Regions from separate parts of the Homo sapiens genome. Here region 2 is linked to region 1. Evidence: chromatin contacts called from ENCODE Hi-C or POLR2A ChIA-PET data. All regions are on one chromosome and are shown on one strand. Each heading gives the region's core, a stretch centred on a gene start or an enhancer-like site at or near the end of the contact. The rest is flanking DNA. Distances are from core to core; before and after follow the strand shown.

Region 1 (4,260 bases), core at 1,008-3,507:
CCCACTTACTCAGTGCCCCTCCGGACCCAGCAATTCTTTTTTTTTTTTTTTTTGCAGAGATGGCAGCATGTCTCAAACTCCTGGCCTCAGGCAAACCTCATGTGTCAGCCTCCCAAAGTGCTGGAATTACAGGCACGAGCCACCATGCCTGGCCTAGATTCATTTTTTTAGATGCAGAGAATCTGGGCTTTGGATTTAATGACTTACCAAATAAAGGCTGTCTTTTTTTTTTTTAAAACAAATCAGCAAAACAGGGGCTCTTGGCTAGTTTGCATGAGGCATCCAGGGATGGAGAGATGTGTATTTAAGCTAAAAAAAGAAAAAGTGAAACTCACAGCAGTCTGAGTTTTTATTCAGAAAAGGAAAAAAGAAAGCAACTGAGAGCGAAATAGTTTCCTGGAATGCTGTTTTTTTTTTTTTTTTTTTTTTTTTTTTTTTTTGAGATGGAGTCTCACTCTGTCGCCCAGGCAACAGAGTGCAATGGTGCGATCTCAGCTCATCGCAACCTTCGTCTCCCGGGTTCAAGTGATTCTCCTGCCTCAGCCTTCCCAGCAGCTGGGATTAAAGGCCCCTGCCACCATGCCTGGCTAATTTTTGTATTTTTAGTGGAGATGGGGTTTCGCCATGTTGGCCAGGCTGGTCTCGAACCCCTGACCTCAGGTGATCCACCCACCTTGGCCTCTCAAAGTGCTGGGAGTACAGGCATGAGCCACCGCATCCGACCTTGAAATGCACTTTCTTTGAAACACGTCCTCCCCTTTCTCACCATAAACTCCCTCACACTCTGCAGGTTTACCTAACTGTATGCATCTAATTATGTGATTACCTAAAAGTTCCAGGAACAGGCTGGGCACGGTGGCTCACGCCTGTAATCTCAGCACTTTGGGAGGCCGAGGCGGGCAGATCACCTGAAGTCAGGAGTTTGAGACCAGCCTGACCAACATGGAGAAACCCCATCTCTATTAAAAATACAAAATTAGCCAGGTGTGGTGGCGTGTGCCTGTAATCCCAGCTACTCGGGAGGCTGAGGCAGGAGAATCACTTGAATCTGGGAGGTGGAGGTTGCGGTGAGCTGAGATCGTGCTGCTGCACTCCAGCCTCGGTGACAAGAGCGAGACTGTCTCGAAAAAAAAGAAAAAAGAAAGAACGTTTTAGAGCTAATCTGGAGACAGGCCAAGCACGGAGACCCACCTGCAAAATCCCAGAGATTTCCTCAAGGTGGTCTGCAACCCGGCCCTTATTAGGATGAGGCCAGCCTGCGCTTTTAAGCCACCAAAATTCATGAACACACAGAGCTTATAATCAGCACCTCCCCTGCACACCCACCATTCCCAGTTCCCCTTTTTTAGCCCCTCACCCCAGCCTCAAGTTTGAAGGGGTTTCTGGAGGCCTAAACCAGCTGCCTCCCTGCTGCGAACTCTGAAAGGAAGTCACCTTCCTTTCACTGCACTTTTTCCTCCTTACTGGTTTGTCAAGACTCTGGCATCGGAGCCTGAGCTGGTTACAGCCAGGCACTGTCAAGCTGTTGGGGGAGGGGATGACAAATTCCCTCCCGTTGAGAACCACTTGGTTAAACCTGTCCAACTGGAAGGAGTAACAAATTGCTCATAAAATATGCATGTTTTGGTGAAACCCCTTCTCTACTAAAAGTACAAAAACTAGCCAGAAATCGCTTGAACCCAGGAGGTGGAGGTTGCAGTGAGCCTAGCACTGCACTCCAGCCTGGGTGACAGACTGAGGCTACGTCTCAAAAAAAAAAAAAAAAATGTGCTTGTTTGGCCCAGGAGAGGCAAGAGGTCTTCTTCACCTACGTTACTGGTGAGAAAACTCAAACCTGAGGGCGGCCCACGCCGGAGTGCAGTAACAGGCAGAACTGGAACCTGGCCCCATCCCGGACTCAGGGGACGGGTGTCATATACCCCCTCTGCCTCATCCTTCCCACTCTGCTAACCTTCCAAAGATCCCCCGGGTTCCGAGTTTTCCCTGGCCGCTTGATGGGATTCGAACCTGCAAACTCAGCGCTCGCCCAGCGCAGCGGCCCCGCCTCTCCTCCCCTCCCGCCGCCCGGAGGTCATGTGAGCGCAGTGCCGGAGCGGGGCGGGGCGAGGCGGCGGCGCGCAGTGCCTACTAGCAATTGTAGTCCTTGCCCCACCTTGGCCTGGCGAAGATCCCGCCCCTGGAACTACGCTCCCGTCGTGCTCCGCGGCTCCAGGCGGAGACGAGGCGGGGTGAGGTGGGTTGGGCCGGGCCGGTTGCTAAGACTTGGCGAAGCGCTGCGCTCGCGCCCGGATCCCTCAGGTAAGCGCGCGGCCCCGAGGTCTCGGGTTCTCCAGGCTCAGACTTCCCCAGAGGGGGAGTAGGGGCTGACATGGGGGGTCTCGGCGGTGAGGGGCGCCGGCCGTTTGTGGGGAGAAAACGGGGGGCCCAGGCCAGCCTCGCGCGCGTCTCGGGCGGGCCGGTGGGCGACGCGGGGAGGCGGCGCGAATGCGCGTGCGCGCGCGCGCGCGGCGCTGGCCTGGGGGAAGCCTCAGGACCGCGCTCCCCCGGGCCTAGCGCCTTTCTGCGCGTGTGCGCCCTTATGGTCGGTGCGGGAGACCCCGTATCCTCCAGCTGCTTCCGGTGGCCCTTCCTCAGGTCATGTCCCGCAGTCCCCTGCCTCTGAACCGCGCTCTCGCGAGTTTCCGTAGCCTTCGCGTCCTTCCTCCCCAGCTCTGATTCGCCTTTATGTGGAGATTCCCCTAGGCCTTGGTACATCCCCAGAATTGACCATCGTTCCTCATCGTTACCTAGAGTATGAGTTTTTCAGGTTTTTGTATCACAGGCCCCCAGTTATCTCCCACACACTACCCCGAGGACCGAGGTTCCCCGCTGTCTTGCAGAGAAGGCCTCCTTGTAGGGTGGCCAGAAACAGAGGATCGACTCCGTGGAAACAAGGACGGCTGGGTGCAGTTCCTCACCCTATAACCCCAGCACTTTGGGAGGCCAAGGCGAGTGGATCACCTGAGGTCCGGAGTTCGAGACCAGCCTGTCTAACATGGTGAAACTCCATCTCTGCCAAAAATACAAAAATTAGCTGGGCGTGGTGTCACGCGCCTGTAAAACCAGCTACTGGGGAGGCCAAGGCAGGAGAATCGCTTGGACTTGGGAGGTGGAGGTTGCAGTGAGCCAAGATGGCACCATTGTACTCCAGGCTGAGCAAGCTAGCAAGACTCACTCTCCAAAAAAAAGAAAAAAAGATTTTTTTTTAATAAGCCAGGCATGGTGACACATGTCTGTGGTCCCAGCTACTTGGGAGGCTGAGGCAGGAGGATTGCTTGAGCCCCGGAGGTTGAGGCTGCAGTGAACTGTGATGGCACTACTGCATTCCAGCCTGGGCAACAGAGCGAGACCCTGTCTCTAAATAAATAAATAAAATACATACGTGTAGCGCCGGCCGTGGTGGCTCACGCCTGTAATCCTAGCACTTTGGGAGGCCAAGGCGGGTGGATCACGAGATCAGGAGATCAAGACCATCCTGGCTAACACGGTGAAACCCTGTCTCTACTAAAAATAAAAAAAAGCCAGGCATGGTGGTGGACGCCTGTGGTCCCGGCTACTCCCAAAGGAGGCTGAGGCAGGAAAATGGTGTGAACTCAGGAGGCAGAGCTTGCAGTGAGCCAGGATCGTGCCACTGCACTCCAGCCTGGGCGACAGAGTGAGACTCCGTCTCAAAAAAAAAAAAAAATTGTGTGTGTGTGTGTGTGTGTGTAAAGAAACAAGCCCCAGGCTGGGCGCAGTGGCTCACGCCTGTAATCCCAGCACTTTGGGGGGCCTAGGCAGGTATATCACAAGGTCAGGAGTTCGAGAGCAGCCTGACCAATATGGTGAAATCCCACCTCTACTAAAAATATAAAAAATTAGCCAGGCATAGTGGTGCACATCTGTTGTCCCAGCTGCTTGGGAGGCTAAGGCAGGAGAATTGCTTGAACCAGGGAGGCAGAGGTTGCAGTGAGCCAGGATCGCGCCACTGCCCTCCAGCCTGGGGGACAGAGTGAGACTGTCCCAAAAAAAAAAAAGCCCCCACGCAGACTATTGGTGTGCCCTGGAACTGAGCATTAGCTGTTCCCTCTCCGAGTTCTCTCCCCTACTTCCCCAGCCTTCCAGGCTGGGCTGTGGGTCACTGCCTCCGAGGAGCCCTCCTGGATTCTGCTGAAGATGGTCAGGCCCCTCCATCCCCCCATTTTCTCTTATGTACCTGACAGCCCTGCCTTAAAAAAAAAA
Region 2 (3,913 bases), core at 76-2,575, 2.9 Mb after region 1:
ATATATTACACCTCGAATAAACTTTAAAAATAAAGAATTCGGGTCACCAAAGATTTCTTTTTCATAATATAATTCATTGTTGTCAAAAAATGCCAGGGAATGGATCACCTTACAACTGCTAGAATAGCTATCATCAAAAAGACGAAAGGTAACAAACGTTGGCAAGGATTTGAAGAGAACACTTATACACTACTGATGGTAATTTTAATTAGTATAGCCATTATAGAAAATGGTATGGAAGTTCCAAAGAAAAATTTAAAAATAAAACTACCAGGTGATCCAGGAATCCCACTTCTGGGTCTTTATCCAAAGGAATTGAAGTCAGCACGTCAGGCCGGGCATAGTGGCTCACGCCTGTAATTCTAGCACTTTGGGAGGCTGAGGCGGGCGGATCTCCCAAGGTCAGGAGTTCGAGACCATCCTGGCCAACATGGCGAAACCCGTCTCTACCAAAAATACAAAAATTAGCCGGGCGTGGTGGTGGATGTCTGTAGTCCCAGCTACTCGGGAGGCTGAGGCACGAGAATCACTTGAACCCGGGAGGCAGAGGTTGCAGTGAGCCGAGATTGCGGCATTGCCCTCCAGCCTAGGCAACAAGAGCGAGACGCTGTCTCAAAAACAAAAACCAAAACCAAAAAACCCCACAAAGTTATTGAAAGAAATAAATAAAAATAAATACGTAAATAAAAGAAGGAAATTCTGACACATACTAGAATATACATAAATGTATGTAAATGAATAAATGAATATATGAATGTGAGAATAAGAAGTGAGCGCGTCATTTTTTACCGTTCTCCCAGCTCAAAACGTTTTCGCCCCGTCCAGCTTTTCGGCCTCCTCCGGGCGCCCCCTGCCGGTGGGCCGCTTGCCCGTGCTCCAAGCCCAAAACAGACGCGTCCCCTCTAGTCGCTTTTAGCCTTCGGTCTCGGTCCTGATTGGCTCAGAGTCGCTCGTGATCCCTTTTGGGAAATGTAGTCCTTAAGGGTATCGCGCCTGCTTTTTCTATACGCTCTGACGCAGAGATAGCCACGGGAAGTACGTCACCAAATTTCGCCGGTTCCCACAAGCTAGGTCGTGTGACGCTGCATGACGGGAATTGTAGTCCTCAAATTGCTAGCTTCCGATGCCATGCGCTGCGACTGGAACGCCAATTCCCACCATGCCGCGCGCTCACAGCTCTCAGGGGCTGTCCTGTGGCCTTTGGGGAAGTGTAGTCTTGAGCCCCCAAGATTCCTTTTCTGTTCTATGGAGTGGGCCCGCGCAAAGGACTCCATTTCCCGGCGTGCTGCCATCCGTCGGGTCGCGGCAGCCATTTTGTTCCGCCCGAGGAGACCCTAAGATGGCGGCGAGGGGGACGGTGAAGGTTGCCTCCCGCCCGTCCGGGCTCTGATCCTCCGTCTCCCCGTCCCCCGGCGGCCGGCCCATGGCCTGGCGGAGGCCCGAACCATGGACCTCCGCACCGCCGTGTACAACGCCGCCCGTGATGGCAAGCTGCAGCTGCTCCAGAAGCTGCTCAGCGGCCGGAGCCGGGAGGAACTGGACGAGCTGACGGGCGAGGTGGCCGGCGGGGGAACGCCGCTACTCATCGCCGCCCGCTACGGCCACCTGGACGTGGTGGAGTACCTGGTGGACCGGTGCGGCGCGAGCGTGGAGGCCGGTGGCTCGGTGCACTTCGATGGCGAGACCATCGAGGGCGCGCCGCCGCTGTGGGCCGCCTCCGCAGCCGGCCACCTGGACGTGGTGCGGAGCCTGCTGCGCCGCGGGGCCTCGGTGAACCGCACCACGCGCACCAACTCCACGCCTCTCCGCGCCGCCTGCTTCGACGGCCACCTGGAGGTGGTGCGCTACCTGGTCGGCGAGCACCAGGCCGACCTGGAGGTGGCCAACCGGCACGGCCACACGTGCCTCATGATCTCGTGCTACAAGGGCCACCGTGAGATCGCCCGCTACCTGCTGGAGCAGGGCGCCCAGGTGAACCGGCGCAGCGCCAAGGGCAACACGGCCCTGCATGACTGCGCCGAGTCCGGCAGCCTGGAGATCCTGCAGCTGCTGCTGGGGTGCAAGGCCCGCATGGAACGTGACGGCTACGGCATGACCCCGCTGCTCGCGGCCAGCGTGACGGGCCACACCAACATCGTGGAGTACCTCATCCAGGAGCAGCCCGGCCAGGAGCAGGTCGCAGGGGGAGAGGCTCAGCCTGGGCTGCCCCAAGAAGACCCCTCCACCAGCCAGGGGTGTGCGCAGCCTCAGGGGGCTCCGTGCTGCAGCTCCTCCCCAGAGGAACCACTGAACGGGGAATCTTACGAAAGCTGCTGTCCCACCAGCCGGGAAGCTGCCGTGGAAGCCTTGGAATTGCTGGGAGCTACGTATGTGGATAAGAAACGAGATCTGCTTGGGGCCCTTAAACACTGGAGGCGGGCCATGGAGCTGCGTCACCAGGGGGGCGAGTACCTGCCCAAACCGGAGCCCCCACAGCTGGTCCTGGCCTATGACTATTCCAGGGAGGTCAACACCACCGAGGAGCTGGAGGCGCTGATCACCGACCCGGATGAGATGCGCATGCAGGCCCTGTTGATCCGGGAGCGCATCCTCGGTCCCTCGCACCCGGACACTTCCTATTACATCCGTTACAGGGGTGCCGTGTACGCCGACTCGGGCAATTTCGAGCGCTGCATCCGCTTGTGGAAGTACGCCCTGGACATGCAACAGAGCAACCTGGAGCCTCTGAGCCCCATGACCGCCAGCAGCTTCCTCTCCTTCGCGGAACTCTTCTCCTACGTGCTTCAGGACCGGGCCGCCAAAGGCAGCCTGGGCACCCAGATCGGCTTTGCAGACCTCATGGGGGTTCTCACCAAAGGGGTCCGGGAAGTGGAACGGGCCCTGCAGCTGCCCAGGGAGCCCGGAGACTCAGCCCAGTTCACCAAGGCGCTGGCCATCATCCTCCACCTGCTCTACCTGCTGGAGAAAGTGGAGTGCACCCCCAGCCAGGAGCACCTGAAGCACCAGACCGTCTACCGCCTGCTCAAGTGCGCGCCCAGGGGCAAGAACGGCTTCACCCCTCTGCACATGGCTGTGGACAAGGACACCACAAACGTGGGCCGCTATCCCGTGGGCAGATTCCCCTCCCTGCACGTGGTCAAAGTGCTGCTCGACTGCGGGGCCGACCCGGACAGCAGGGATTTTGACAACAACACCCCGCTACACATAGCAGCCCAGAACAACTGCCCGGCCATCATGAATGCCCTGATCGAAGCAGGGGCCCACATGGACGCCACCAATGCCTTCAAGAAGACGGCCTACGAGCTGCTGGACGAGAAGCTGCTGGCCAGGGGTACCATGCAGCCCTTCAACTACGTGACCCTGCAGTGCCTTGCGGCCCGGGCCCTGGATAAGAACAAGATCCCTTACAAGGGCTTCATCCCGGAAGATCTGGAGGCGTTCATCGAACTGCACTGACCTGCCCAGAACGCCTGCACCCTCACCTCTCCCCTCTCCTGCTGAGATGGGGGAAATCCGGCTGCGGCATAGCAGATGCTCGTTCTTGCCTCCTTCAGGCACCAATCAGGAGAAGGGTTCTGCCTCCCATCCCCTCTACCTGCAGACAGGGTCGGAGGTGTTAGCGAGCCTTTGGTGCTAGAAGCCTGCGGGGTCATGTGCTAAGAGGACAGTCTTTCTCCGGGAGCCCGCTCACTCATTCTGAGTTAGGAAAAGACACAAGACCTTCCCCACATCCTGTCTGCCTGGGTTAGGGAGGCCTTTGCCTTGTTACCTAGAGGCGGAGGGACTGAAGCCATTGCGTTCCTTCCCTGCTAGAAACACAGGAAGAAGTTGAGGACTGTCTGCCTTCCCTCGTCCCTTTACCTGGCCAGATAACTCCAGCCGCTGAATACAGTGTTAGGACTGGGGGCTCCTG

The links. A loop is a pair of places that touch in the nucleus more often than their neighbours do. ChIA-PET counts read pairs that join two places held with the same protein, here RNA polymerase II (POLR2A). Pooled maps may share reads with other maps.
Region 2: a pooled map shows a loop between it and region 1 (2.0-fold over the local background). The contact joins the promoter of FEM1A here to the promoter of ADAT3 in region 1. A Hi-C loop is called at or near these places in 1 of 50 pooled maps. POLR2A ChIA-PET finds 5 or more read pairs at or near these places in 2 of 52 experiments (GM10248 and HEK293).

The regions. Positions count from the first base shown.
Region 1 is chr19:1,903,142-1,907,401 of GRCh38, forward strand. It overlaps ADAT3 (adenosine deaminase tRNA specific 3), which reads left to right and starts at 2,258. Exons shown (of 2, transcript NM_138422.4): 1 at 2,258-2,298. It overlaps SCAMP4 (secretory carrier membrane protein 4), which reads left to right and starts at 2,258. Exons shown (of 7, transcript NM_079834.4): 1 at 2,258-2,298. RefSeq lists enhancers at 1,252-1,311, 1,592-1,651, 2,672-2,761 and silencers at 1,982-2,311, 2,362-2,511.
Region 2 is chr19:4,790,409-4,794,321 of GRCh38, forward strand. It overlaps FEM1A (fem-1 homolog A), which reads left to right and starts at 1,326. Exons shown (of 1, transcript NM_018708.3): 1 at 1,326-3,913. The coding sequence starts at 1,447. The coding sequence ends at 3,456. LOC124904620 (a long non-coding RNA gene) reads right to left here and starts at 884. Exons shown (of 2, transcript XR_007067103.1): 1 at 790-884. RefSeq lists enhancers at 979-1,636, 1,147-1,416, 1,637-2,293, 1,947-2,006, 2,294-2,950.